Regions from separate parts of the Mus musculus genome. Here region 1 is linked to region 2. The links are chromatin loops, found by intact Hi-C in ENCODE. Cell type or tissue: gastrocnemius. All regions are shown on one strand. Each heading gives the region's core, and the rest is flanking DNA. Links, peaks and the distances in the headings are about the cores only. Region 1 overlaps Gm12315 (a long non-coding RNA gene). Region 2 holds the start of Pelp1 (proline, glutamic acid and leucine rich protein 1).

Region 1 (15,653 bases), core at 2,081-10,080, 220 kb after region 2:
CAAGCCATTAGGCTGTAGACCCCATTCTCAACACATACTGCTATCTTCTGTACTGCTGCCCTGTATTGGTTATTCTAATGGATGCATCCAAGGGAGTAACATCCCGCACCTCCCATATTACCCCTGGTTAGACTCTTTTCTATTGCCATCCTAAGACCCCATATCCAAGGCAACATAGAAAACCTTTGAAGGTCGTGGCTGCTGAGAGTGAGATTCAGAATCATCACGGTGGGGAGCACGGTCGCAGGCACGGTGCTGGAGCAAAAGCTGAGAGCCCACATCTTCAGATGACAGCCATGAAGTAGAGAACTGGCAATAGTCTTGAAACCTCAAAGGCCAACCCCAATGTCACACCTCCTCCAATAAGGCCACATTTAATCCTTCCCATACAGTTCCACCAACTAAGGACCAAGCATTCAAACATGAGCCTTGGTCCTTTGTGTGTGTGTGTGTGTGTGTGTGTGTGTGTGTGTGTGTCATGGGGTTTCTCATTCAAACCACCACAACCTCCCTGTGCAGTACATGCTATTATACCCTGACAGGGGCCAATTCACACTATTACAGTTACACAAAAAGTCTCCATAAAGACCTAGCAATAAGACAGGTCACTGTACAGAATTAGTCTGCAGGGACTCCTGATGTTGCAGGCCGTCTGGGGCCTTGGCCTGCAGGCATGAGCTCCTAAAAAGCTCGCTAGGTCTTCCTCACTGGCTAAGAGGTAGAGGAATAAACATTTTGATTTTTGTTGTTGGCTTTTTTTTTTAAAGATTTACTTATTTACTATATGTAAGTACACTATCTTCAGACACTCCAGAAAAGGGCGTCAGATCTCGTTACAGATGGTTGTGAGCCACCATGTGGTTACTGGGATTTGAACTCAGGACCTCTGGAAGAGCAGTCGGGTGCTCTTACCCACTGAGCCATCTCACCAGCCCTGTTGTTGGCTGTTAAGGGAGGGGGATTCTTGAAACTGGGTCTCGTCATGTAGACCAGTCTAGCCTAGAACTATATAAGCCAACTCCACAGTCCTCCTGCCTCAGCTTCCTAAGTGCTGAGACCTCAGACATTTGCACCATGCCCAGCTGGAAGCCCTTTATGCGTTACACCTTATGCATCACCCCAATCCAGGAAAATAATCATGTCTGTCCTGAATTTGTGAAAAGATCTGTAGCGGAGGGTCACTCACACAGGTGTGTTGGCTCGCTAATCGCCGTCATTGTCCTCATGCCTCTGTGATCATTTTACATTTTTTTTTTTAAAGATTTATTTATTTATTATATGTAAGTATACTGTAGCTGTCTTCAGACACTCCAGAAGAGGGCGTCAGATCTTGTTACAGATGGTTGTGAGCCACCATGTGGTTGCTGGGATTTGAACTCCAGACCTTCGGAAGAGCAGTTGGGTGCTCTTACCCACTGAGCCATCTCACCAGCCCTCATTTTACATTTCACAGAAAAGTTATGTTCAGCATTTGCTCATTTCTTTCCCTACCTGTCAAAGTCCCTCAGTCCTCTGAGACCAGCATGGCCCTGGGCCCTTGTCTGTCTGTCACACTCATTTGAAGCCTGTTTCTCCTGCTACCTACTAATTTCTCATTTTCCACTGCAGACCCCAGAAAGGATTTATGGAAGTGAACTCACCACCTTGAACACCATGCTGAGCGTCGCTCAATCTAGTCAATGAGTTAGGGGACTGTGCTAAATGCAGACATTTGTTCAAACATTAGTGGGCACTTACAACCCAGATACTATGATTTTACAGGTTAGTAGTTGCTTCTGGGTGCTAGAGCTATGGCTCAGTGGTTAAGAGCCGCTGTATTTCTGAAGGTCCTGAGTTCAAACCCCAGGAACCACATGGTGGCTCACAACCATCCGTAATGAGATCTGATGCCCTCTTCTGGTGTGTCTGAAGACAGCTACAGTGTACTTACATATAATAAATAAGTAAATAAATAAATAAAATCTTTTTAAAAAAAAAGTTGCTTCCGCTGAGTGGTGGTGGTGAAAGCAAGCACCTTTAATCCCAGCACTCGGGAGGTAGAGGCAGAGGGATCTCTGTGAGTCTGAGACCATCCTGGTCTACAGAACAAAGTCCAGAACAGTTATGGCTCCACAGAGAAACCCTGACTTGGAAAAAAAAAAACAAATCGGAAAAGAAAAAAAGAGGAAGGCCCTCACTTGATCCACTGACGAGCTTGCCAGGCTCCAAACCCATGGTCACAGGGACAGCCTTAGTAAAACTCAAACCAAAAAGACACAAATGGGGCCCAGTGTATATAACGTATATGTGTAAACGGTGGACTCAGGGTAAAGGTGCTGCCTGCAAACCTGAGGACTTGAGTTTGATACCCTGGACCCACATGAAGAAAGGAGCAAGTGGACCAACTCCTACAGTTGTCCTCTGACCCTCACGCTCCTGTACAGACACTCATTCCTGACCAAGTCCGTTCCTGAGCACGAACAGAGCAGGAAGGGTAATGGGGATAACCTGGGGTCTCTCCAAGTCTCCTAACCAGCTGTAGGTGTCGGAAACATGCCTGTGAGCCAGTCTTCGTTTTGTATTTGTATATTAGAAATTCCAGTTTCTCTGGAGGCTGACTTCCAAGCTAGCCACAAAGATCTCAGCTCAGCAGGAAGCCACTCCCTCCTCCGACTCCTTTTGGCCGGCCACTCTGATGAACAGCTGCGGCTGGCCCTGCCAGCGCAGAGGGCTGCTGCTTCTGATCACCCAGGACCTTCTCAAGGTGCCATCCCCAGCTAGTCACAGGAGAGCTCCCTCTGTGGATAGCACAAATAGCAGTCTCTCTTTCCCAGCAGGGGAAGTGGGTTAGCAGAGCCAGGCCAGGGAGTACCCAGTAGACACTAACCAACAGTGCTTCCCTGCTGGTTGGCTGTGTCCAAGGAATTTAGTAGAGTCTGGCCTGCTGCAGATACTTGATTGTTATCTACTGGGCAAAGAGACTAAATGAACTGCTGGCATCTTTTTACTGAGAATTATTCTCTCCAACCACAGGTCCAGAGATATGATTGTGTGATTATCAGAAGGAAATGACACTCACAGGCTTAAAGATTTGCATACTTAGTCTCAGGTTGGTGACCTATTAGGAAGAAGGTGTGGCCTTGCTGGAGGAGGTGTGGCCATCACTGCAGACTTTGAGGTTTCAAAAGCTTGCCAGGCTCATGCATTCTCTGGTCCCTCCCTCCCTCTCTATGTCCCTCCCCCACCCCTCCCTCCCTCCCTTGCCTCTTGCCAGTGGATCAGGCTATAAAGCTCTCAGCCATTGCTCCAGTGCCACATACACCTGTCTGCTTCTCACCATGATGATCACAGAGCGTGGCAGTGGAGGTACACACCTTTAATCCCAGCACACAGGAGGCAGAGGCAGGAGGATCTTTGTGAGTTTGAGGCCAGCCTGGTCTACAAAGGAAGTTCCGGGACAGTCAGAGCTATACACAGAAAGAAATCCTGTCTTTAAAACCAAAAAAGTATTTTAAAAAAAATAATACCAGAGAACTCGAGATACAGTTTTGAGAAAAGGCCTTTCAACAATAAAAATAGACAAGTGCCAAGTGTGGCTAAAGCCCACCTTTAATCCCAGCATTGAGAAATGAGGAGATTCAAAAGCAGCCTGGGCTACAAAGCAATACTTAATGTCCAAAAAATGAGATGAGAAGGCAAGAGAGGAGCACTCCGAAGTTCCTTTGGGGATCTGGGTACAAGCAAGGAGTTACCAGGCCAGAGCACAAGGGTTTTCCACTTTCTAGAACTCCAGTCCCAGGAGCTCCAGCACCCTCTTCTGGCCTCTCAGAGCCAGGCATGCACACCGTGCACAGATATACACACAGGTATTGTGGGGCGTTGGGCTATACACAGACAGTCTGATCTCCAGTAGAGCTGAGGTGTGGAACCCCGGGACCTGGTAGTGATAATTCACCTACATGGGACAGAAGGCGTTCTCTCTCTCATGTCTCCTGGAACTGTGGCTCCTGTCTAAGTTACCAACCCCTCAGCCCCGACAAGAGAAGCATGGTTTAATAGTCACGTAGGCAAAGTTCCAAGCTTCCGACCTTCAGGCTAGACTCCTCCCCAGTTACCTAGAAACAGAAAAGATAGCAGCATACTTTAGGAGGGGCTGTTTGGCCCCTCCTCGCTCTCTTGCTCCTCTTGTTCTTCCTTGTCTCTCCCTCTTACTCTAGCCTTTCTTCTTTCTCTCCCTTTTCCCTTTGTCTCCTTTGGCCACAGCCGGTCTCTCTCTCTCTCCTTCCACCTCTCCTTTCCCCCTGCCTTTCTACAATAAAGCTCTAAAACCATAGCCTGTCTGTTCATCCGCGCTTACTCTTGCCTGCGTGAAAACCTCTCTCCCTCAGCCCTCTCTCCCATAACCTTGGGGCTACAGGGTGTCGCCCCGGAACCCCCTGGTTTTGGGGGCTACCCCTTGTCCGCTCCCCATCAAGTGGGGTCAGTAGCTTACATGCCCACACGGGGCCGAGTGGAAAGTGTCTGGCAGACCTCCTGCATCCTCCTGCCCAGAGCATAGGAGGAACTCTGGCCGGGTGTGGGCTATCCTCCCTCCCCCTCCTTTCTCTGCCCCCTTTTAGTTCCCACAAGGTATAACAAATACAACAAAAAGTTTACAAAGAAAAAAGGTCCCCAGGTCTTCCCCAGTACACAAAAGTCTGGTCACCTTGGGTGAAGGATATTTCAGAAACAATTTCTCACCTCAGGTTAAAGGCCAAACACAAGATGATGTAATGTGAAGGGATGCCTCACGTCAATCAACAGCACCTGGACAGCACATCCATCCATGGGGAAAGCCAGGCACCATGACTTGGGTTTAGAGAATGAGGTGATGAACCTGCATGTGGAACCTGAAAGGCAGGAGGGAAGGGCTCAGAGTTAGAAAAACTTCTAAGAAATTCTAGCCAGCACGCTGGAATCCCAGCACTTGAGAGATGTAGGCAGGAGGATCAGGAGTTGAAGGCCAACCGTGGCTACATCAGACCCTGTCTCAGTTGAACAAACCAAGTAACCAACCGTAGTCCCCAAAGCAGTTTGAGGTAGGACTCAAATAACACAGGGATGCAGTAGGCAGATGGTGCTAACAATTGATGCTATGGCCTCAATGTGCTTTAATATGCTCACTATCAATACTGAATATTTATGCCACTCATTTGAAAGCAGATGATGCCAGGTGAAGTGGTATGGGTCTTTAGTCCTAGCAGAGACAGGTGCAGGGGGCGGGAAGGTGTCTCTGAGTTCTACAGCCTGCTCTACCTAGCAAGCTCCAGGTCAGCCTGAGCTATGTAGTGAGACCCTGTCTTAAAACAACCACTGCTGGGTGTGGTGGTGCACAGTTTTAATCCCAGCACTTGGGAGGCAGAGGCAGGCAGATTTCTGAGTTCAAGGCCAGCCTGGTCTACAAAGTGAGTTCCAGGGCTACACAGAGAAACCCTGTCTCGAAAAACAAACAAACAAACAAACACCCAGCTACAACGAAAACAAACAAACAAACAACAAAAAACAGTAAAGTAGACAGCCACTTTGGAAAGCTGGCAGCTTCCTACAGTGTTTTTTTTTTAATTTATAATTTATTTATTTTAACCTTTTAAAAATTAATATTTATTATATCCCAAATGCTACCCCTTCCCTAGACCCCCCTCACAGAGTCTCTCCCTCCATCCCCCTCCCCTTCTCCTTCATAGGAGTGCCCCCCTCCCAGGTAGCCCCCCACTCTGACATTCTTCGAGGCCAGACAAGGTACCCCTGTTGGTGAATGGATACTACAGTCAGGCTACAGCTTTAGGGACAGCCTCCACTCCAGTTGTTGGGGGCCCACATAGAGACTGAGCTGCACATCTACTACATACGTGCTGAGGGCCTCGTTCCAGCTTGTGTGTGTGCTTTGGTTGGTGGCTCAGTCTCTGCGAGCTCCCAGGGCTCCTTGTTAGTAGACCCTGTTGATGTTTCTATTGGGCTGCCATCCCCTTCAGTTCCTTCAATCCTTCCCCCAGCTCTTCCATAAAAGTCCCCGACCTCCATCCAATGCTTGGCTCTGTATATCTGCATCTGCTTCAGTCAACTGCTGGGTAGAGCCTCTCCGAGGAGTTATGCTAGGTTCCTGTCTGCAAGCCTAACAGAGTATCACTAATAATGTCAGGGATCCCCACTGGGTCCTTCACAATCATCTGTGACTCCAGGGGATCCTATGCCCCCTTCTGGCCTCTGCGGGCACTGCATGCACGTGGTGTATTCAAGAAAACACTAAAGCATAAAATAAATACAATCAAAGAAGAGGAGGAAGAGGAGAACAAGAAGGAGGAGGAAGAATTATTACAGTGGATTCTATATAAATTAAGTGATTGGCACCTATGTCAATGAGTTACCTTAATATTATAAATATGTCCATTCTCCCTAAGGTAATCTATAAATACTTTTAAAAAGAAACTTGATACTCATTTAAAAATATACATACATACCAGCATAAAGGTTCATGAAGAGCTTTGTCAGTTTTGAAAAGGACCATAGGAGGGACTCAGCCTACCCAATATTAGAACACCTCACAAAAACAGCAGCAACACTGTACCAGCAGGAGTGCCAGTTCCCGGGTCCTGGGAAGAAGGAGGGGACTCTGGACATCAGTGGGAGAGGCCATTATCAACACAATGAGCAATGGCATCTATGGTGAGAAAGCAAGCAAGCTACTCCCACACTTCACACCAGATAAAAAGCAAACCCAGGTGAATTAGAGAGTACCAAAGAAAACTAGAACTAACTGAAGAGACTATAGGAGTCTTTTGTGATTTGGGGGTGGGATTTTTTTTTTAAAACAGTGTACCAAAACCACTGCCATAGAAAAAAAAACATGGGATAGGGTGGTGGTGGTACACTCCTTTAAACCCAAAGCTCAGGAGGCAGAGGAGAGGGGCAGAGGGGCAGAGGGGCAGAGGGGCAGTGGAGGGGCAGAGGGGCAGAGGAGGGGCAGAGGCAGAGGCAGCCAGGGTTACAAAAAGAAATCCTGTCGTGTGTGTGTGTGTGTGTGTGTGTGTGTGTGTGTGTGTGTGTGTGTGTGTGTTACTCAGTCCTCAAGATGGGATGCTTCAGTGCTCCCAATCCGGTGCTGGAAAGTTGAAAGCTCTTTGAGAGCTGCTGGTCCCTATTCCACTATGAAGGCTTGGAATGGTGACTCTGCTATCAAGGAAGGGAGCAGCAGAAGCAGAGACAGGAATCGGGCAGGAAGGCCAACCAAGCACTAGGCAAGAGAATGAATGTCCTTCTGAATACCCTCCGTATCTGGACTGCTGCCTGACGGTCCTGTTCACAATCGGGGCAGGTCTTCCACTCTAGTCAAGGCAGTCAGGACAGATCTTCAGGTGAAGCTTTCTACTCAGGTGATTCTCATTTGTGGCAAGCTGACATTGAAACCAGTCATAATACCTGTAATCCAATTCAGGAGACTGGCGCAGGAAGATCCAGCCCTATGACCTTGAGACTAGTGTGTTCAAGGTCAGCCTAGAGGCAAGACTGAGACTGTCTTACAAAACAAATAAGGCCATAGATGGGTCAGACAGGCATTCGATGCACAAGCCTGAAGACCAGAGTTTGACCTTTGGAACCAGTAGAGCAACAGAAACGAGAGACTCAGCAAGGTGAAAGATGAAAAGCAACTCCCAGAGTTGTCCTCTGACTCCACACACGCAGTGTGGCATGCAGATACCTATACACACACACACACACACACACACACACACACACACTCAGCAAATTAACTTTAAAACAACAAGCCCTTCAAATGGGGATAGTGTGAGGACAAGGTGTAGCTACGAGTGTCTTCCAGTTTCAATGGTAGATCCATCAGGATTTGACACCTGAGGATTTAGATTTAATAGGCTTACAAGATTAGGATTTTAGTTGCTGCGCCAACAAAACAAAACCCAGAACAACAACAACAACAACAAAAACTACAAGCATGGCCTTTAATCCCAGCACTTAGGAGGCAGAGACAGGAAGACAGGAAGACAGGAAGATCTCTGTGAGTTAGAAGTCAGCCTGGGGCTGGTGAGATGGCTCAGTGGGTAAGAGCACCCAACTGCTCTTCCGAAGGTCCAGAGTTCAAATCCCAGCAACCACATGGTGGCTCACAACCATCTGTAACAAGATCTGACTCCCTCTTCTGGAGTGTCTGAAGACAGCTACAGGCCATATAGAGGGCTATGTAGTGAGAGAAATGAGAGGGGTTGGGGACAGAGACAGTGACAGAGTCACAGAGACAGAGAGACAGAAAAACTGAAAGGGAAAAAAAGGAAGAGGGGAGCTGTTTAGAAAAAAATAAGGGCTGGTGAGATGGCTCAGTGTGGTAAGAGTACCCGACTGCTCTTCCAAAGGTCCAGTGTTCAAGTCCCAATAACCACATGGTGGCTCACAACCATCCGTAACAAGATCTGACGCCCTCTTCTGGTGTGTCTGAAGACAGCTACAGTGTACTTACATAAAATAAATAAATAAATCTTTAAAAATAAAAATAAAAACACGGGCAGTGATAGCACATGCCTTTAATCCCAGCACTTGGAAGGCAGAGGCAGGCGGATTTCTGAGTTCGAGGCCAGCCTGGTGTCCAGGACAGCCAAGGCTATACAGAGAAACCCTGTCTCGAAAAAGCAAAAAAAAAAAAAAAAAAAAAAAAAAGCTGTGAAATTTGAAGAAAAGCTTTGGGCTGGTGAGATGGCTCAGCGGGTAAGAGCACTGACTGCTCTTCCAAAGGTCCTGAGTTCAAATCCCAGCTACCAAATGGTGGCTCACAACCATCCATAATGAGATCTGACGCCCTCTTCTGGTGCGTCTGAAGACAGCCACAGTGTACTTACATATAATAAATAAGTAAATCTTAAAAAAAATAAAATAAAAACAAAGAAGACATTAAAACATGTCTGCTTTTTTTTAATGGTGAAGTAGGCCTAGATTTAATGAGGATCTTTAGAGGCCTTTGTGATAACAGGAGGCCCACACAACTTGGAAACCCACAATGATGGCTACAGGGCTCTTAGACCACCAGATGACCCCAGAACTGGATTCCTCTGGCTTCTCCCGGCAGCTGAACACTGTGACTCTGCTTTCTTATCTTTAATTAGCTGCATGTAAATCTTATTGGGAAATCTTGACTCTGTGAAATCCTTGGGCAGCAAGTCCAAGGATGATGTCTGGTCTTCTCAGAAGCATTGCTAATTCCAGATGTTTAGTCCATTATCCTAGCAGCAGACATGGTGTTGGAACAGTAGCTGAGAGTTACAGCCTGGTCCTCAGTCAGAGGGGAGTGGGAGTGGGGGGCGAGGTGGGGTGGGATTTGAGGATTTTTTTTAAAGATTTATTTATTTATTATATGTAAGTACACTGTAGCTGTCTTCAGACACTCCAGAAGAGGGCGTCAGATCTTGTTACAGATGGCTGTGAGCCACCATGTGGTTGCTGGGATTTGAACTCTGGACATTCGGAAGAACAGTCGGGTGCTCTTACCCACTGAGCCATCTCACCAGCCCCCCTTTTTTTTTTTTAAAGAATTTATTTATTATATGTAAGTACATTGTAGCTGTCTTTAGACACCAGAAGAGGGTGTCATATGTCATTAGGGATGGTTGTGAGCCACCATGTGCTTCCTGGGATTTGACCTTAGGACCTCCTGAAGAGTAGTCAGGGCTCTTATCCACTGAGCCCTCTCACCAGCGAGGATTTTTTTTAAAGATTTATTTTATGTGTATGAATGTTTTGCCTGTATGTATGTCAGTGTGCCATGTGCCCATGAAAGTCAGAACTGGAGTTACAGGTGATTGTGAACCACCATGTGGATGCTGGGAATTGAACATATATCCTCTGCAAGAGCGGTCGGTGCTCTTAACCAGAGCCATCCCCTACCCCATAGAGAAAGAAGTTTTAAAATTTCATGTTATGTATGTATGCACATCATGTACATGCCCTGTGCTCAGAAGGGTCAGAAGAGGGCACTGGACCCCTTGTAAATGGAGTTACAGACAGTTGTAAGCCACCATGTAGGTGGTAAGAGTCAAACTCAGGTCCTCTGCAAGAACAAGTTCTCTTGTGCATTGAGGGCTGCTCCTGTGTGCAAATATTTAAGGCTGACCACTCGGCTTAGAAACCAAACAGAGGCCTCATCCGGGGAGAAAAGCCATTCTCCCTCCCCAGCAGCCAGGGACTGGAGCTTTTCATCTAGGAGCAGGGCCTTGTGAACTTTCCCCATCAACCCAAATCCACTGGTATGGTTAGTATACAGCTTTGTTTATGTCCTCTTCTGACCCCCAGAGGGCACCAGACGTGCATACATGCAGGCAAACATATATAAAACAAAAATAAATAAACCTTCAAAACAAGTCTCTAAATTCAATCCCAGTTCCCGAATTGTAATCTGCACCCCACTCCAAAGTGCACTGTAATAAAATGACGCTAGAAGAAACACAAAAAGTCAGATCTAAAGCTGCAAATGTAATAATGCTAGCACTTGAGACTGAGGCAGGAGGATCGTTTTTTGTTGGTTTTTTTGTTGTTGTTGTTGATTTTTTTGTTTTTGTTTTCATTTTTCGAGACAGGGTTTTTCTGTGTAGCCCTGGATGTCCTGGAACTCACTCTGTAGACCAGGCTGGCCTCAAACTCAGAAATGAGGCAGGAGGATCTTGAGTTTGACCCTGCTTCAAAACAAACAAACAAACAAACAAAAAAAAAAACAGGAAACAAAAACAACAACAACATCAACCAGAAAAGGCAAGGTGTCCTAGAGCCCGGGCAAGGGCTGTAGGACTTTATACAGTAACTAATCCGGCCCAGATGAGCAAAGTACAGTTCTCCTCCTGGACTTGCCCCAGAGCTAAAGCCAAGAGAAGCAGAGAACGCTCTGCTGAGAGGCTGCTCCTGTTGCTCCTGTTTAGAGTCCAGAGAAACCTCAGCTAGATCTCAAGCCTGAGCTGAATCAGTGACTCGGCCGGCCATGCAAGCCCTGCTGGAGCCACTGCACTCACACATAGACTGCTCCGGGGACTCAGAATCGGTCCCTTCCACCCCACTTCCCCTGCTGTCCTCCTCTCTTCCTCCTCCCCCTGCTCCTCTGTCTCTTTTAGATAGTGTTTTGATGCTTTGCTCAGGTTAGTTCCCAACTCCTGGTTTCAGTGATCTTTCTGCCCCAGACAGCTGGGGAGTGTGGTGGGAAAGAAGAGGAAGAGGAGAAACAACACCCGGGCACATACACTTAAAACAAAAGCCCCGACTGCTCTCGGCTGCTGAAGGAGACCAACCATTTATAACCATGCCTGCTGGTGTTTCTGGAAAATCCAGCACTCTAGAGGCTGAGGCAGGAAGGTCACCTGTAACTCCAGATCCAGGGGACCTAGGGCCTTCTTTTGGCCTCAGGGGGCTCCTGAACATGTGATTAATATAGGTTCACACATATATGCATAAATAAAAGGAAAAACAATAAAAGCTAGCTAGCTATGCCTGAGCCTACAGGGGAGCCGGAGAACCAAACCAACAGCAAAGTCCCTCATGGTTTCTCCTTCAAGTTCTTGTTTCAGCTTCTGATGACTCGTCTCAGTGATGAACTGTGACCTGGAAGTATAAGCCAAATAAATCTTTTCCCCTCCTAGGTGGCTTTTGGTCAGAGCCAACAGAGATGTTTCCTTACAGCAACAGAGGCAGAAAGATTGAGAGTTGTAAGCTATCTGGGCTACATAGTGAAATTCTAAGAAAGGGAAGGAAGAAAGGAGAAAGAGAAAGGAAAGGAAGGAGAGAGAAAAAAGAGAGAGCAGGAAAGGGAGAGGATTACAGCATCAAAGATGAAACTATGACAACCCCAAATGGGCTAAGCCCAAGGAACTCCAGTCCAAGACATCATGTAGCCCAGGTTAGCCTAAAGCTCTTCCTGCCTCAGTCTCCACAGTGGTGGGATTACAGGCCAGGGTAACTATGCCTGGCTCGTGACTGAATTTTTCTCCAAACTAAGATTTTTTTTTTCTTGGGCTGGTGAGATGGCTCAGTGGGTAAGAGCCCCCGACTGCTCTTCCGAAGGTTCAGAGTTCAAATCCCAGCAACCACATGGTGGCTCACAACCATCCATAACAAGATCTGACTCCCTCTTCTGGATTGTCTGAAGACAGCTACAGTGTACTTACATATAATAAATAAATGAATCTTTAAAAAAAAAGAATATTTTTTAAATGTATGTGAGTACACTGTAGCTGTCTTCAGACACACCAGAAGAGGGGTATGGGTTCCTATTACAGATGGCTGTGAGCCACCATGTGGTTGCTAGAAATTGAACTCAGGGCCTCTGGAAGAGCAGTTAGTGCTCTTGACTGCTGAGCCATCTTTCGAGTCCAAGTAAAAACCTTTTTTAAAAACCTTTTTTGGATTACTTATTTTATGTGTATGAGTGCTCTGTCTGCACATACACATGGGCACACTTACGCATACACACGGGCACACTTGTGCATGTGGAAATCAGAAGAGAGTGTCTGATCCTCTGGAACTAAAGAGCCGGACAGTTGTGAGCCACTGCTCAGTGCTGGCCATGAAGCCAGGTCCTCTGCAAGAGCAACAAGTGCCCTTCACCCTCTCTAGTCCCGCCTCCTCACCTGTTTTTGAGACTCCATGTATGCCAGGCTGGCTCTAGCCAGGGAGAGCTTTGAATTCCTGGTCTTCCCCCTGCCCCCAACCCCCCCCCCCAGGCTGGGATTATATATAAGTATACCCCACCACTCCCATTCTGCTCAGAGCTGGGCTCCAACCCAGGGCTCTATGCACACCAGGCAGACACTCTACCAAAGGGGCGACTCTCCAGGCCCTCGCACAATGTTTTCCTAGTGCTGAAAAAGCAAACCAAACCAGAGCAGAACTGCTAACATAGAATCCTATTTCCAGCAAGAGCATTCTCAAGGAATGAAGTGAAATTAATAATAAAAACAAACCCTAAAATGTTGATTATTTTGTCTGTTTGTTCTTGAGACAGGGTCTCTTTATGTCCTGGACTTCACTATGTAAAGCAGGCTGGCTTTGAACTCACAGAGATATGCCTGCCTCTGTCTCCAAAGTGCTGGGACTAAAGATGTGCTTCGCCATGCCGGGCCATCCTCTATTCTTCTGTTTTGTTTGTTTGTTTCTTTAAGACAGAATTTCACTGGCTGTCCTGGAATTCACTCTGTAGACAAGGCTGGACTCCAGAGATCTGCCTACCCATGTATCCCAAACATTGAGATTAAAGGCATGTGCCACCATAGCCTGGCCTGATGTTTGTCTAAATATATCTCAGAGAATATACTAAGAATTATGCAGAATCTTCAAAGGGCTGAAGTGCCACTGCAAGTGGGAAAGCTGACATCCTTCTACAACGGGTAGAGGTAGAGAAAGAATTAGCAACAGTAATACCGTCAGCTATGATCTAAGGGGCTGGTAGAGAGTGCTCTACAGGAACAGGAAGGAAGGAATGGAGTGGGACTTGCTAAACTTAACAAAGACGATTTTCACAAACACAACTGCAAATGTCATACTTCATGATGACATTCCCTCTAAGCTCAGGAACCAGGAACTAGGGCTCTTAGTCCATGAGGTCTGCAAGTTCTCGCCAGTGCAAAAGGAACAAAAGGAAGGGCATAGAGACTGACGATTTTTTAGGTTCTTTTTTTGTGTGTTTTGAGACAGGGTCTCCTGGAACTCACTGTGTGGACCTGGCTGGTCTCAAATTCACAAGAGATCCTCTTGCCACTATGAGCACCATACATGCATGCACGAAAGCAAAACATCTTTGTGGTTAAATGTCTTTTTTTTTTTTTTTTTTTTTCCGAGACAGGGTTTCTCTGTATAGCCCTGGCTGTCCTGGAACTCACTTTGTAGACCAGGCTGGCCTCGAACTCAGAAATCCGCCTGCCTCTACCTCCCGAGTGCTGGGATTAAAGGCGTGCGCCACCACTGCCCGGCTGGTTGTTTTCTTTTTAAAAAAATTAAAATTATTTCATGTTATGCATATAGATATTTTGCTTGAGCCAGGCATGGTGGCCCACGCCTTTAATCCCAGCACTCGGGAGGTAGAGGCAGGCGGATTTCTGAGTTCGAGGCCAGCCTGGTCTACAAAGTGAGTTCCAGGACAGCCAGGGCTATACAGAGAAACCCTGTCTCAAAAAACCAAAAAAAAAAAAAAACAAAAAAAACAAAAAAAAAAACAAAAAAAAAACAAACAAAAAAAGAGACCTAAATAAATATGAGTTCAAGGCTAGCCTGGGCTAGCGAGACCTTACTTCAAATAAAAGGTCCTGAGGGAACTAGAGAGGTGGCTCAGTGATCAAAAGTGTGTGTTATTCTAGCAGAGGACCTCCATTCCATTCCCAACATTACTCAATAACGAAACCATCAGTTTTATTTATTTTTTTAAAGATTTATTTATTATATGTAAGCACACTGTAGCTGCCTTCAGACACACCAGAAGAGGGGTCAGATCTCATTACAGATGGTTGTGAGCCAACATGTGGTTGCTGGGATTTGAACTCCAGACCTTTGGAAGAGCAGTCGGGTACTCTTACCCACTGAGCCATCTCACCAGCCCGAAACCATCAGTTTTATTCAAACTGATATATAGAGTCAATAAATTTATATCAATATCTTAGTAAGAGCCAGGTGTGATAGCTTATGCTGGCACCAACCACCATGTCTCAATCCTTGGGAGGTAGGGATAGATAGATCTTTGAGTTCAAGACCAGCTTGGCCTATTCAGCAAGTTCCAGGACAGCTAAGGGTACATAATAGAACTCTGTCTTTAAAAAAGGGAAAAAACTTTTAAAATGTTCACTTCAACATTTTTAATATGGGCATTGGTATTCTACAGAGAGTACAAAGCATTCCAGGCTAGCTAGTACTATATAATAAGACGCTGTCCCAAAAGCAAGAAAACAGCCTGGGAGATTACTCAGTTCTTAAGAACACTGGTTGCCATCGCCAAATGTAATTCCCAGCACCTACATGACAGCTCACAACTGCCTGTAACACCAGTTCCCAGAGGATCTTCCAGCCTTTGGAAGCTGGAAGAGGGGTCCATCATCTCGAGCTGAAGTTAAAGACATTTGCAAGCTGCCCACCATGGATTCTGAGAACCAAACTCCAGACCTCTTCAAGAGCAGCGGCACTGTTACAAGCTAAGCCATCTCTGCGGGTGTAGGAGTGACCAAGGTAACCCAAAGCAGACAGTACTGTACATGTCCACAGACACCACCGTTTTTTTTCCAGGTCAGAAGCCACTGCTCGCCTCCTCCAAGTGGCCCATCCCTGGTGTTTCCACTCACTTCACATAGCATACCTGGATCCAAGCAAGCTGACCAGAATCAAATCCGATGGGATGGTAGCATTCCTGGAGGAGGGGTAGCAAAAACAACACTGAGACTCTGAGGGACACATCTCTAGTTCCTAGATGTGGAAGCTTGGACAAGTGAAGAAAGCATCATGGGTATCAAAATGTCTCACTGGGTAAATGCTTCATGCAAGCTTGATGAACGGAGTTTGTTTGATCCCTGGATCCCACATAAAGGTGGAAGAGAATTGATTCTACATAGCTGTCCTCTGCCTCTACATATGTTCTGTGACGTGTGGACACATGCATACACAACACACACAAATAA
Region 2 (15,524 bases), core at 1-8,000:
CAAAAAGAAAACTCCCTGCAGCTCCTGGAATGGAAAAAAATCTCTTGAATCCATGGAGTGGGGACAAAGGATAGGCAAATACACGCTCAACCCACCCCACACACACACTGCCCCTGGCTGTCCTGGAACTCACTCTGTAGACCAGGTTGGCCTTGAATTCAGAAATCCACCTGCCTCTGCCTCCCAAGTGCTAGGATTAAAGGCGTGCATCACCACTGCCCGACTCAACCCACTTTCTAAAGGCACATCGCCCTGAAGAAAGGGGATTAAAGAATAATGACTTACCGAGTTTTGATGGAGCCAAGATGTGCATTACTGAGATTCACCAATGCCCCAAGAGCTGAAAGATTCTAGATGTGGAAGGGAAAAACCAGGAGCGAATGAGGCAAAGGTCACTAAAGATGCACAAGAAATTCACCAATCCCTCATTGCCCCCCCCAACCCCCACGCCCGAGAAGATTTTCTCAAGGCGCACCTTCTCAGTACAAAAAGGCCATCAGCTGTCTGTCTGTCAGTCTGTTTTCTCAAATTCTATCTTGCTGGCCTCCTCCCTCATGCCCCACAGGTGTAAGGGGGAGGGGGACTTCAGGGCTAACAAGAGGACACCCCAACTCATCTACTAGATTTCAACAATAAAGCTTGCTCACCTCAGCAGACCTTCCTTAGCATAAAGACTTCCAGGAATACCGGCTGAATGAACACAGATCATTCATAACCCTTCTTTAGTCACTTAGAAGAAACAAGTCTCTTCCTCCTGGTTCTGCCTTCCGTAGAGGCAAGAACACACCAACACAGACTCAACCTATCCTCCTTCCAAGCCCTCCCTCACACAGAAGCAAGTTCCTTCGTCAGCCCCTTTACACATAACCCAAGCACCAGACTCCACTCAGGAGACCTACATCTCCAAAGGCCACAAATCATCCCTCCTTTCTAATCCCACATCAGTACCGCTCAGATAAAGGAAGGCACAACTGAATAAAACAAGAGTCCACAACCAGTGGCATGGGTCAGCACATAAAGACACATGCCACCAAGCCTGACAACCTGCACGTGATTCCTAGAACCCACATCCTAGGATAATCGACTCCCAAAGGTGTCCTCTGACCTCCACTTGTGCACGAAGGCATGCATACACCTGTACGTATACAAAATAAATGTGACTTCTAAATTTAAAAAAAAAAAAAAAAAGCCTGCTTGTGGTGCCGCATGCCTTTAATCTCAGTATCCAGAAGCAAAGACAGGAAGATCTCTATGAGTTCGAGGCCAGCCTGGTCCACAAAGCAAGTCCCAGATAACCAGGGCTCTGTTAACACAAAGAAACCCTGTCTTGAAAAACCAAAACAGAAGAAAAGAAAGAAAGTCCTTAGTCAGGTGGCAGAGAGTGTCCATCCATCTGTCCAGTACACATGTAGAGAGTGTCCATCCATCTGTCCAGTACACATGTAGTCGGCTACTCCAGGAGAAGCATTGCTTTAGGTGCTGGCAGCCTACCTCCCAGACGGAGGAAAGTGGACACAAACAATCCATACGGTCAACACGGGCTGAGCATCCATAGCTAGACAACCCAAATGCTCCTAAACCAAGACACGAGTGAGTTCTAGGGACCAGACTCAAGTGGGAACCCCACACCTGACTCACCTGACTGGACATTAAAACACAGGTGAAGTCAGGTGCTGGTAATAGCACAAGCCTTTAATTCTAGCATTTGGGAGGCAGAGGCAGGGGCCAGCCTGATCTACACAGCAAGTTCCAGGACAGCCAGGGCTGCACAGATAATCCCAGCCAGGAATACATAAACAAAGGCTAGAACACTTGTTGCTCTTGCAAAGGACACAGGTTCAATTGCCAGCTCCCAGGTAGTGGTTCAAACTTATCTGCAACTCCAGTTCCAGTGGATCTGATGCCCTTCTGACCTCCATGGGCACCAAGTATACAAACACACACGTTTGTGCGTGTACTACATTCAGGCAAAATATACATAAAATGAATAAACCTAAAAAAATAGAAATAGAAACAAAAAAACCCCACAGGTTCACATTTATTCAGCATTTGCCAGGGGAAACAAAAAGACCCACTCAGCTCCTTAGTGATACAGCTTTTCCACGATCTCTACACACAAAGGATAATAAAACGCACGTTCAACGGCCAGAGTGGTCAACAGCTACTCCCCCATAATGCATCACATAAATCTAAGTGCATTATTCACTAGGAATTGCTTTTTTCCCCTTTTCTCTGCTTTGCGGCATAAATGTATGTCAGAGAGAAAGAGACAGAGAGACAGAGAGGCCGCAGACACCTCTAAGGTAACACCAGGAAGAAAGCAGCACAAGTGGCTGCCCAAAGCCCAGGTGATAGCCACAGTAGATCACAGCAGTCGTGAAGAGGACATAACATTATAGAAACGTGCCAACTGCCTATTGGGGAACACGTGTGCACATGTGTGCAGGGCTTACTGAAGTAAAAGTGCATCACAACAAAAACTCAGGTCACTGAAAAAAAATCAGAGAGATTTCTAAAACACACAAAACAAACAAAAGACCATTAGGAGGGCAGATTTAACTGTAGTATTCCCAACTGTCTGAGGAGTACAATGAATATAAGCCACCCAATCCTGCCTTCCAGAGCCCATCCGAAAGCCAGCCATAGTAGTATAAGCATCTATAATCGCAGCGTCCCCTACTGAGAAACACAAGGTAAAACCAAAGAGCATCAACATAAACACTCGGGCTAGACAGTCCACCACTGGCAAGAGACCTTGTCTTGACACAGGAACCTTAGGACCTAAACGTTCCTATGACTTTGATGTGTGCACCGTTGCTACCCTTGGCCCATAACCACTAACATAAACACACATACAGCTGAACAAGATGGCGGATGCCCAGCCACAGGCAGCTGGATCTCGGGGAGTTCTAGGCCAGCCTGGTCTACATAGTTCCAGACCAGCCAGAGCCACATAGTGAGACTTTGCCTCCATAAGAAAAAAAAAAAAAAAAAAAAAAAGGCAGAACTTCACAGACTGCTTATGGAAGTGTGTAAGAAACCACATATCGAGGATGGCACTTGGGTTTCTAGCTTGTAGGAACTGAACGCATGTGAATATTTTGTGCACAGGCTCCTAACCAGGTAGACAACATATTGTCTACCGCCTACCTCACCAGCCTCAACTCTACCCACTCTCTTTAACCACCTAAACCCCGAACCCAAACATTGCCCTCATTTTCCAACCCGTCCTACACGAGTGTTCCTCTAACGTTTCAACTACCCCTTCTAATTTTCTTTCACTACCTAACCCCTGTTCATCTTAAACTCCAGGTCTTTTGGAGAAATCTCTAAATACTCTCTCTACACCGGTTTAGGAAACTCATACCAGATTTAGTTTCGTGTTATGGCATTTTGCTCATCGCCACTATGACTGGAATTGGAGCGCCGAGTAGGAAGGGGTAGGCCCTTGGCTGAGAGCTAGTAAATGTTTGTGTTCAATTACCCTGGGAAAACGCCGCCAAAAGAAGTTTCGCTGAGGACTGAACTAGTCAGGGGACCTGGGATGGAACCGAGCCCCTTCATTGCTTTGTGCTTATCAATGACCTAACAGAAAAGGGGCCTAATACTGCTCTGGGGAACGCGCAGGTAATGAAGTCTGTGGATCGCGTCCTCAATGGTTAAGTGGCTCTATTCTCCACTCTCGGCTCTCCTCGAGCTCACAGCTCCAGTGTCAGCTTCAGGAAGGCGGGACCACGGTGCCCAGCCGCCTCACCAGCCTTTCCACGGTGACCGCGGGAGCCACAGACTTACCTGCGCCCCACCTGCCGTCCCATGCAGCCTCAATAAGCACATGAGCCCGGGCAAATGCGGGGCCCACTGGATTGGGGGATGCACAGGGGCCACGGGGGACGCCGTTCGCGGCTGTAACAACCCGGAAATGCTCTCTAACAGCAGCAGACGCAGACGCGGGCCGGATCCCACCGCAGAGAGACCCCCGGGCCCGCCAGGAGCCCCAGCTGGGGAGCCCGCAGAGGCCCCACTAAGAACGGCCGCCGCCATCTTCACAGGCTCGAGCAATGGCGTGGCGTGATGACGCAAACATAAGTGCGACGCACGCCGCTCGGGGAGGGGTCTTGAGGAGGGGGCTGCGGCCTGCTGGGCTGGATGAATGAGGGCTGGCGCCCTGCGGCAGGAGGGGGCATGCGCAATGTGGGCGAGCGCCAGCGTTGGGGCGGCTTGCAAACTGCTAACCCGGGCTGAGCGCTGTAGGGCGGGGCGGAGGCGTTGCTGCGCAGGCCGGACACGTGGTCTGCAGGAAAGGCGCGGGAGTCTGAAAGATCTCAGTCCAGCGTGGCTTCTGGTCACCTTCTCCCTGGGCTTAGTAATCCTATCTAAGGAGCCAACCCCAAGTCTGAAATCTGGAACGTTCTAAACTGCTTTTCCAACAATGGAAAAACAAGCTCAAACAGTGCACATGCCACAAAGTAGCAGAGGTGTCACTCTGTCCCCAAGACACACCCACAGTCATTTGTGTATTTACATTACTATACACAGTTGTTTTGTTTTTTGAGACAGGGCCCTGGCTGTTCTGGAAATCACTTTGTAGACCAGGCTGACCTCCAACTCAGAAATCCACCTGCCTCTGCCTCCCTAGTGCTGGGATTAAAGGCGTGCGCCACCACGCCCGGCTAACCTATCACTTTCAAAGGCCTCAGCATTGCCTTATTTCCTCCCTCTGCAGTCTGTACACCACACAAAAGCCGAATTGGGCTTTTCTGATATAAGCCAGTTCTTTGTTTTGTTGTTTTTGCTTTTTAACAGGCTGGCCTCAGACATGATGTGGCAATATTCCTGCCTCAGGCTCACAAGTTCAAATGCTGACATTACAGATTGGAGCCAAGAAAGCTTGTCCTTCCCAGTTTAGAGTCCTTCTGTAGCTTCTAGAGATAAGAATATTAACTGGGTGGTGGTGGCACACGCCTTTAATCCCAGCATATTGGGAGGCAGACGCAGGCAGATTTCTGAGTTCAAGGCCAGCCTGGTCTACAAAGTGAGCTCCAGGACAGCCAGGGCTACACAGAGAAACCCTGTCTCAAAAAAACAAACAAAAAAAGATAAGAATATTTCCCTACACAGACTAGAATCTATACCACCTGACCTCAGGCTGTACAAGCACTTCTTTCTTCCTCTGGTCTTTTGTTGTTTTGTTTTAGGGGTGGAGAGATGTTTGAGGTTTTGTTTTGTTTTGTTTCTTCTCCTAGTCTTGGACTAAACTAGCCTTCTTTCTATCCTCCAGCAACATCAATTCCAAGGCCTTTGCACAGACTTCCAATTTTGCCGACAGGCTTGTTGCCATTCTTAGAAAAGTTTTTCTTCCAATCTCTATCACACACACACACACACACACACACACACACACACATACACATACACACACTTTTAAAGTCAAGGTAACCTCCCCTTGAAGGTAACTTCCTATGAAATTAAGGATGGGGTCTGGGGATATGGCTCAGTGGTTAAGAGCACTGACTGCACTTCCAAAGGTCCTGAGTTCAAGTCCCAGCAACCATATGGTGGCTCACAACCATCTGTAATGAGATCTGACTCCCTCTTCTAGAGTGTCTGAAGATAGCTACAGTGTACTTACATATAATAAATAAACAAATAAATAAATAAATAAATAAATAAAAATTAAGGATGGCATCAAATTTCTGACTCTCCTAGCTCTCCCTCCCAAGCACTGGGATCCCAGGCCTGTGCCACCACACCCAGTTCCCTCTGTGCTAGGGCTGGAACCCAGGGCCTTATGCATGCTCCGTAGGCATTTGACCAAGTGAGCTAAATCCTGGTCCTTATTTTTGACTTTTTCTTCCATTTCAATTGTGTGTGTGTGTGTGTGTGTGTGTGTGTGTGAGAGAGAGAGAGAGACAGAGACAGAGACAGAGACAGACAGAGAGAGACAGAGACAGAGGCATGGAGAAAGGAGATTTTATTTTGGAGGTACTTTGAGACAAGGTCTCTCTATGTAGGCCAGGCTGACCTCAAGCTTGCAGCAAATGATGAACCAGCCTGACTCCATCTTAAGATTGAAAGCCATCTTATTACAAGGTCAAACTAAGCTCATCCTGTCTTCTATGAGACTTGGGTTTGACCATGCCGTGACCTATTTTCTGAAATTTGACATGTTCCACACCCTATACCCTAATCTCCACCCTGATGAGATGTTCTGCCAAATAATTTTGAAATGGTCTGGCAAGTTCCTACATAACCAAAAACTCTTGGAAAAATCTCCTATCCTTGCAGTTTGTGGGGCTAATATGAGCTTGCTTAACTCAACTAAAAGAATTTGGGTAATGATCTTTGTTCTCGTTTACTGGGATTAACACAATCTCCCTGCTTCTGCTTGTTGGGTACTGGTATTAAAAGATTCATCACCACCACCACCACACCCAGCTCTCCGCCTGCTCCAACACCTCAGACAGCATCTCACTATGAATCCTGCTTTAGACTCTCTCACCAGCGTGCTCTTTCCTCAGCTTTCCAAGTTCTGGGCCTATGGGCTTGTACCGCCACACCCGGCTCTCATGGGCACATTTCCATGTCTGTAAATAACTTACTTCAGTTATATTCACAACGATCACCTTCTCTTGACTTTTGCTTTCCCTACACACTGGTCCCCCTTTCTCTTCCCAATTATTACAGTGACTTTCACAACTTGAAAAAAGAATCCTAAATTCTACACATTTAAGCCCACATGACCCTGTGTTCAGGATCTGCCTGGTTTCATGATGATCTTCAGTTCTGACTCCTGCACGTGACATGCTTTTGTTCTTCGTCACAGCTGAATATACTTCCTTGATGAGCCTAGATGCTGTGACTTAGCTACTGTGAGCAGTGCCACGGTGCACATGGGTTCCTGGCAGCTCTTCTGCCACCTGCCGCTTTCAGCAGTGTGTGCTCAGGTGCTCAGGAGTAGCATAGCTGAGTCACGTAATAGTTGTGTTGTTACTTTCTGAAACACCACTGTGTGGATTTCAGGAACGGCTGGACTAAGTTAACACTCCTTGGCAGTGTCTAAGGGGACACTTGCATCCTTCCTTCCTCCTCTTCCTCACCGGCATGCTGGCACGGGTAGTTTTCTTGATAATAACTATATGGACTAGGATGAAGTACATTTTCACTGTTGTAAAGTTCTAGTGGTGGTGGTGGTGGTGGTGGTGGTGGTGGTGGTGGTGGTGGTGGTGTGTGTGTGTGAGAGAGAGACAGAGAGACAGAGAGAGAGAGACAGAGAGAGAGAGAGAGACTCACACAGTTCAAGCTACCCTTGAGCTTCCCACTCCGAGGATGACCTTGATCCTTCTGCCTCTGTCACCTTACTGATGAAATTACAGGCATTCAGGACACCGCTCCTGTCTTTCAGTTTGTGCTACCCTAATGGCTGAAGAGGTTGAACATCTATTCTGGTATTTATTGGCTGTTGAAAACTGTCTGTTCAGCTTGGGCTTCTTTCTTCTTCTTCTTCTTCTTCTTCTTCTTCTTCTTCTTCTTCTTCTTCTTCTTCTCCTCCTCCTCCTCCTCCTCCTCCTCCACCTCTTCCTCCTCCTCTTCTCTCATACAGGATATTCCTACTGCAGCCTCCCCTCCCGCCATTTCTCCCAGGCCTCCACATCTCCCCTCTCCCCCATATTCACTCCTCCTTTGAAATTTCCCTTCAGAAAAGAACAGGCCTCCCAGAAATGTCTGCTGAACACAGCATAACAGGTTACATAAGACTGGACATAAACCCTCATATCAAGGCTGGCAAGGAAACCCAGCAGGAGGAAAAGGGAGGCTAACGAGTCAGAGACACCCCCCCTCTCCCACTGTTAGGAGTCCCACAAGAACACCAAGCTAACAACCATAGTGTATATGCAGAGGACCCAGTGCAGCCCCATAGACGCTGCTTGAATGTCACTTCAGTCTCTGTGAGTCCCTATGAACTTACTTAGTTGATTCTGTGGGCCATGTTCTCCTGGTGTCCTTGACCCCTCTGACTCATACAATTCTTCCTTTCCCTCTGCCGTGGGCTTTCCCGAGCTCCAAGGGGAAGGACCTGATGAAGCTCTTCAGTTTGGCCTCACTCTATGCCTAATGTTTGGCAGGAAAAATATTTATGTGTTTTCCTGCCTGTCTGTGCACCACATGCATGCAGTACCCATAGAGACCAGAAGAGGGCAGTAGATCCCTTGGAACTAGAAATACAGGTGTTTGTAGTCCGGGTTCAGAAATAATCAGTGTGCTCTTAACAACTGAGACATCTCTCCAGCCCTCAGCTTGGGGGTCTTATATGTGTGTTCCTGCTAGTAACCTCCTGTCAAATGGGTATCAGGTGAATATCACACTCTGTTGGTTTCCTTTCTGTGTAAAAGCTTTTCCTTCTTTCTTTTTTTGAAACCCCTTATTTCATAGCCCTGTCTGGACTGGAACTTGCTACATAGACCAGGCTGGCCTCAAAGTCACAGAGATCCACCTGTCCCTGCCTCTTTTTTGTTTGTTTGTTTGGTTTGGTTTGGTTGTTTTGTTTGGTTTGGTTTGGTTTGGTTTGATTTTTTGTTGTTGTTTGTTTGTTTGATTTTTTTTTTCAAGACAGGGTTTCTCTGTATAGCCCTGGCTGTCCTGGAACTCACTTTGTAGACTCAGAAATCCACCTGCCTCTGCCTCCAGAGTGCTGGGATTAAAGGCGTGCGCAACCATGCCCGGCCTGTCCCTGCCTCTTAACTGCTGGGATTAAAGATGTGTGGCACTACATCAGGCTGTGCAGAGGTATTGTAATTTGATTAAATCATCGTGTGACTTATTTTTGTTTGGTTGCTATGTGAGGTGCATGTTCACATGTGTTTAGAGGTGTATATCCATCCATGAGCTCACGGAGGCCAGAGCAGGTGTCCTCCTCCAGTATTCTGTCTTATTCCTTTGCAGCAAGATTTCTCAGTGACCCTGGGATTAACTGCCTGCCCCACCTCCACCACCAAACACACACAAGTCTGGCAGCCCGTGATCCTCCTGTGTCCATAGCTCTAGTGTTACCGCATGTGAAAGACCAGGCCCAGCTCAGATGGTGCAATCAGAACTCAGGTCCTCATGGCTGTCCAGCACTATTTGCTAAAGAGACTTTTCCTCCAACGTATCGTGTGAATATTCTTTTTTATTTTAATTATTTGATTTTTTTATTTTTAACTTGTGTATATGTGTGTCTGTCTGTCTTCTGTCTGTCTGTCTGTCTGTCTGTCTATGGGTATGTACACATGAATAGAGGGTAGATCCCCCTGAGGCTGGCATTGTAGGTGGTTGTAAGCCATCCATAGGAACTGAGAATGAAACTGGGGTCTTCTGCAAAAGCAGTATGTATTCCTGCCCACAGAGCTGTCTCTCCACCAACGATGTGAATTTTCTGTAACTCATATTACTATCAGAAACATACTTACATCTGGCGGTGAGTGCCCATAGTCCCTGCAACTTGGAAGGCTGAGGTGGGAGGGGCACGTTTGCCCAGCAACTGAAAGCCAACCAGGAGAAAAGAATGAGACTCTGTGTCTCAGGAAATGGAGAAAAGAAAAACGGAGGGGAGGGGGAGAGAAGGATGAGGGAAGGAGGGGCCAGCCTACCTTCTAATTGACTGACAATCTCTAGTGTTTAAATACAAATTCACAAGGAACAGAACTTAAGAAATGTAGCGTGTATGTATGTACGTATGTACATATGCATGCATGTATTCATGAAGGGAGTTTATTAGAATGACTTATAGACTGTGGTCCAACTAGTCCAACAATGGCTGTCTATCAGTGGAAGGTCCAAGAATCTAGCAGTTGTTCAGTTCAGGATGGATGTTGCAGCTGGTCTTCAGTATTTGCCCAAATCCCAAAGAAGCAGGCTCTAATGCCAGCGAAGGAACAGACTTGCTAGCAAAGTGAGAGCTAGCAGGCAAAGAGCAAAGGCAGTCTCCTTCCACGTCCTTTATGTAGGTTTCCAGCAGGAAGTGGGGCCCAGATTAAAGTTGGTTCTTCCCACAACAAAAGATCTAGATTAAAGTTGTATTTTCCCACCTCAAAGGATCCAGACTGAAAGTGAGTCTTCTGGCCTTTAATCCCAGTACATAGGAGGTAGAGGCAGAGGCAGATGGATCTCTGAGCTTCAGGCTAGCCTTGGTCTACAGAGTGAGTTCTAGGACAGCCAGGGCTACACAGAGAAACTCTGTATCAAGAAACAAAAAGTAAAACAAAGCAAAAATAAGTAACAAAAAAGTCTTCCCACTTCAAATGATTTAAGAAAAGATCCCTCACAGGTGTGCCCAACTGCTTGGATGTTAGTTAATTCCAGATGTGGTCAAGTTGACAACCGAGCATAGCATCACAGTGATGCCCCACCTTTAATCCCAGCACTCTGGAGGCAGACAGGTAGGTCTCTGTGAGTTCAAAGCTGTACAGCAAGACCCTGTCTAAAAACAAACACCCTGAAAGGATTCATTCCCTACCCCCCTCCTCCTCCTCCTCACCTCCTCCTCCCCTCCTCCTCCTCCTCCTCCTCCTCCTCTTCTTCTTCTTCTTCTTTTTCTTCTTCTTCTTCTTCTTCTTCATTGTTTGGTTTCCATCTCCTAAGACAGGTGGATCTCTAAGTTCTAAGCAAGCCTGGTCTACAGAGTGAGTTCCAGGACAGCCAGGGCTACACAGAGAAACCCTGTCTCAAAAAACAAAAAACAAAAAAAAAAAAACCAAAAAAAAACAAAAAACAAAAACAACACCCGCCCAAAAAAGCTAACAAATCTAAACAAAAGGAGTAAGCTAAATGCACTTAGTACTGAAAGAGTACCCACAACATAGAGCACTACTGTGGAAATGACTGGCAATGGCATGCTGTTAATTTATTTATCTATTTATTCATTTGACACTAAGGTTAAATAAATGGCACAAAATACGCGTTGTAGGGTCTAAAGAGATTGCACAGTAATTAAGACCACTGGTTGCCGGGCAGTGGGGACTCATGCCTTTAATCCCAGCACTTGGGAGGCAGAGTCAGGTGGATTTCTGAGTTCCAGGCCAGCCTGGTCTACAGAGTGAGCTCCAGGACAGCCAGGGCTACACAGAGAAACCTTGTCTCCAACAAACAGAAAAAAAAAATTGTTGAAGAAACAAATGAATGAGTGTTGGATGAAAGACAAAGCCTGTTTTAAACATTGATAGGAATTGGTGAAATGTCCTTTAGGAAGATTGTATCCGTTCTTACCCCTCCGAGGGCTGGGGGATGCTAGTCAGTAGAAAAGCGAGTTACTAGAATGTGTGGGGTTCTAGATTGATCCTTAGTGCCAAATAAATAAATAAATAAATAGTATACCATTGCCAATCATATACACAGTAGTGCTGTATACTATGTATACTCTCTAAGTATTGTTGTATTTAACTTATTCCTTTTGTTTTGTTGGTTGATTTGGTTTTGGTTTTGATTTTTTTTTTTTTTTTTTTTTTTTTTTTTTTGAGACAGGGTTTCTTTGTGTAGCCCTGGCTGTCCTGGAACTCATTTTGTAGGCCTTGAACTCAGAGATTCACCTGCCTCTACCTCCCAAGTGCTAGGATCAAAGGCCTGCGCCACCACTGCCCGGCTTGGGTTTAACTTCATCTGCATGAGAACAATGATCACTTTTCAACTCCTGCCTCCACGATTACTGAAATGGGATAAGTGTGTATGGTGGACAGCATTCATATTTCTTCATCTCAGGGACCACTAGGTGTTCCTGTTGTCTAGGTTACTTTTCTATTGCTGTGATAAAAAAAAACACCTTCAGCAACCTATAGAAGGGAACATTTAGCTGGACTTATGGTTTCAGGAGGTAGAGTCCATCACAGAGGAACAAGAACAGCTGAGAGCTCGCCTCTGGGACCCACATGTAGGAGCCAGAGAGAAAACGTTTAAAGCCCTCAATTCCCACCCCAGTGACACAAATTCTCCCAACAGGCCCCACATCCTAATCCTTCTCAAACAGTTCTGACTGCTGGGGATATGAGCCTATGGGGTGCGGGGTGGGGGGAGGCATTTTCATTCAAACCACTACACTAGCCTTGATTCAAACTCAGAACTCTCTGACCTCAGTCTCCTGAGCTCTGTGATTACAGGCATGTGTGCCACCATACCTAGTTCTTATGTGTTCATCTTTTTTAAAAGATTTATTTATTGTTATATGTAAGTACACTGTTGCTGTCTTCAGAAACACCAGAAGAGGGCGTCAGATCTCAGTACAGATGGTTGTGAGCCACCACGTGGTTGCTGGGATTTGAACTCAGGACCTCTGGAAGAGCAGTTGGTGCTCTTAACCATTGAGCCATCGCTCCAGCCCCTTATGTGCTCATCTGTGCCCTTCACCTGTTCGGTTGCTTGTCTCTATTGACTAATTTGCAGGAACTCTTTGCACATGATTGTCCTCACCCTGTGGTTTTGTATTGTCAGCCACAGTCCCATCCTATGCACCTCAGGAGCCAGCCTTTGGTCTCATTTTACTAGAGAGGGAGGGGGAGGGGGAGGGAGAGCCAGAGTGCTTTAGAAATTCTTTTAAGGTTTTTCCTAATCACCAAAACTGTATGTTAGCTATTGTTAAGACATGTGGACATTGTCCTACTTAGAGTTATTGTTGCTGGATTAAACATCATGACCAGAAAGAAAGAAAAAGAAACCAACAACAACTTGAGGAGGGAAAGGTTTGTTTGGCTTACATTTCTACATCATAGTCCATCACTGAAGGAAGTCAGAACAGAAACTCAGACAGGGCAGAAGCCTGGAGGCAGGAGCCTTACTGGCCTGCTCCGCATGACTGGCTCAGCCTGCTTTCTCATTGAACCCAGAAGCGTTCTGCCCAGAGATAGCACCATCCACAACGGGCTGGGCCTTCCCATCAATCACTAATTAAGAAAGCACCTTACAGCTGGATCTTATGGAAGCATTGTCTTTTGATTAAAGCTTGTATCTAGTTGACATAAAACTGGCCAGGACACCCTCCTTCAAGAAACTCTTCCCACAGAAAAAAAATCGTATCTGAGATATGAATGTCAGGGCCGTGGCTGAAGAATCGAGGAACACGAGCTTTGCTCACAAGTCAATCATAGCAGGGTATAGTGGTGCACACTTTTAATCCCAGCACTGGGAAGCAGAGGCAGGTGGATCTCTGGAGTTGAAGGGTAGCCTGGTCTACATAGTGAGCTCCAGAAGAGCCAGACCTACACAGTAAGACTCTTTCTCAGAAATACAATAAAATCTTCTTCTTCTTCTTCTTCTTCTTCTTCTTCTTCTTCTTCTTCTTCTTCTTCTTCTTCTTCTTCTTTTTCTTCATCATCGTCATCGTCATTTCTAGGGAGTTGACAGGTCAGGAACATGGGATACAGATACTGAGGGATCGAGACATGCTGATAAAAATGAGGAGTGTTCGTATCTTTTCTAGAAATGGGCAGAGATCTTCCAGGAACCCAGTGCTCCCTCTTGTTGACGCTTTTGGAGTCTGGTGTTTTCATTTGTGATGTCTGGTCGTTACCTTTAACCTTTGAAGGAGAGAGAGACAGGCTGAGGAGGCCTAGGTCAGGTTAACCCTGATTTAGAGTTTGGGACCAAACATTTCTCAAATGATCAGTATGTTTACATAAGGAGACTCTCACCCACTGGCTAGGCCAGCCGATGAGACAGAACACACTGAGGGCTGCGTGTTTCATCCCATTTAGCTGCTTTTGCTTGCGGGCCCAAGTGAACATTTGGTATTTTCAGCACAAACAGCCTTGAGTTGTTGAAAGGTAACCTAGGCAACTGTTATCATCTCAATCCACACATCAGAGGTGTTATCAAAAGCAATGTTAGTGGGAGACTAAGGATGTTTTGGTCCATCTTTGTGACCTATAAAACTCGTGATTTTTAAATCAGTTAAGAGTACATGAAGTCATTAGGTTTATTTAGGTTTTCTCCCTCAGTAACGATGTGGGAAGTCATTCTGTTACATGTTGCAAGGGTGCTCTGCCAAATGGCTTTTATTTTATTAAAGTAATTTAAAAGATGTATTTATTTTTAATATTTTCGTTTCTTAACATTTATTTATTTTTAATGGTTTTTTTTTAATTCTCAAAACTAGTCCCCTCTGTGTAAAATTCAGTATGTGTGCATGAGGTGGGGAGGTACGCACACGTGTGAGTGACGGTGCTGCTGGTGTTTAGAAGAGATGTCAGATCTCCAGGAGCTGGAGTTACAAGCAGTTACAAGCTATCCATAGGTGTTGGGACCGAAACTCTGGTCCCCTGCTAGAGGAATGTGTTCGTCAGCTGAAACATCTCTCCAACCTCTAAACTCAGCCATTTCGGAGTAAGGTGCTGAGAACAAGGCACGTTTTACCTCCTACAGATTATGGAGTTTAGCCACATGTGCTTGGATGAGATTTTTTTTTTCCATCTCTAACAATTTTTTTTTTTTTTGAGACAGGGTTTCTCTATGCCATCCTGGCTGTCCTGGAACTCACTCTGTAGACCAGGCTGGCCTTGAACTCAGAAATCCGCCTGCCTCTGCCTCCCAAGTCATTCCTCATTTCTAAACATTTGAGGCTTATTACAGTTCAGGTAGCCATCTTGGATCCAACCAGTTTTAGCTGGTTTAGTCACAAGGGCCTTCTGGTCCATCTTCATCCTGTCCTTGAAAATAAGAAGACTCAGGGGATTAAAGAGTAATTCAGGCTAAGTTCACTTGGACTATATGGCAGTTACAAAATGTTCCTCTCTTTACTCTTCATTCTTGAGAGGGGCTGAAGGTTGGTGTGTTCTATAACATCTTCAAGCTCGATTTGAGAATTTGTAAGGTGCCTGATGGAAGAATGGCATTTTTTTTCCTATTTAAGTATCTCTGGTTATCATATATACATCATACATACATACATGCAAGATTGCCAGAGAATGATACCCCAGACTCAAATAGTATGAAAAAGCAAAGAGCGTTTATTCAGCTCAATTTCCTGCATGCAGGGGTCTCCTCACTTGGCAATGGGGACCCCTGGTGGAATTACAGGCCCAGCTTTTACTGTCAGTTCGGGTGATTCAAGGGAGTCCTTTTACCTTGTTTGGTTAGCTCTGTCTCTAAGAGTCTGACAAGTTCTACAATTGGATGGCTCTGGAGACCTCCTAGGGGGGTCACTTATTTATTCATTCTGGCTACTGACTCCTACTTCAGGCCGGATGACAAGGTGTCCTCAGATTGTGGTGTCCCACGGCTTTGGTTGGCTGCCCACGGGTCCCTGGATCTCAGTTCTAACTTAGGGCCTAGTCTCCCAAGCTGTCATTCTGTAGACTGTCATGGAGTCAGCCTGCCTCTGAGCTTAGTCCTCTCAGACAGACACATAGATACATAGATATCACCTGGTATCTCTTTATAGTCCCTAAATGGTTGTAGTTTTTGTAACTTTCTGGTCTCCAACCTTTTATGCATGAAAGAAGACAGTTGAGGTTACTCTGCCTTCGTGGGGACAGGAGCAAGATCACCACAGAGGTCACAAAAGG

The links. Hi-C counts contacts between places; a loop is a spot of excess contacts. Peaks named below come from ENCODE experiments on the same cell type or tissue, not always from the same donor. Only the 100,000 strongest peaks of a DNase experiment are listed, where the experiment ranks them.
Region 1: it touches region 2 in a loop (2.8-fold over the local background); 16 of 42 quality-filtered maps call a loop at or near these places.

Annotation. Positions count from the first base shown.
Region 1 is chr11:70,619,457-70,635,109 of GRCm38, forward strand. It overlaps Gm12315 (a long non-coding RNA gene), which reads right to left. Exons shown (of 3, transcript XR_001780246.2): 1 at 15,335-15,653; 2 at 4,720-4,868; 3 at 3,574-4,094. Among named protein-coding and RNA genes, the nearest start is that of Chrne, 8.1 kb to the left of the region's middle. In gastrocnemius, for the core only: CTCF peaks have their summits at 2,795, 3,797 (motif pointing left), 6,222 (motif pointing left) and 8,819 (motif pointing left); a DNase peak (open chromatin) is centred at 6,206; H3K4me3 peaks cover 321 bases; H3K27ac peaks cover 1,884 bases.
Region 2 is chr11:70,405,972-70,421,495 of GRCm38, forward strand. Pelp1 (proline, glutamic acid and leucine rich protein 1) reads right to left here and starts at 4,060. Exons shown (of 17, transcript NM_029231.4): 1 at 3,793-4,060; 2 at 286-350. The coding sequence starts at 4,041. In gastrocnemius, for the core only: no CTCF peak of the experiment used is centred there; a DNase peak (open chromatin) is centred at 4,152; H3K4me3 peaks cover 1,940 bases; H3K27ac peaks cover 1,205 bases.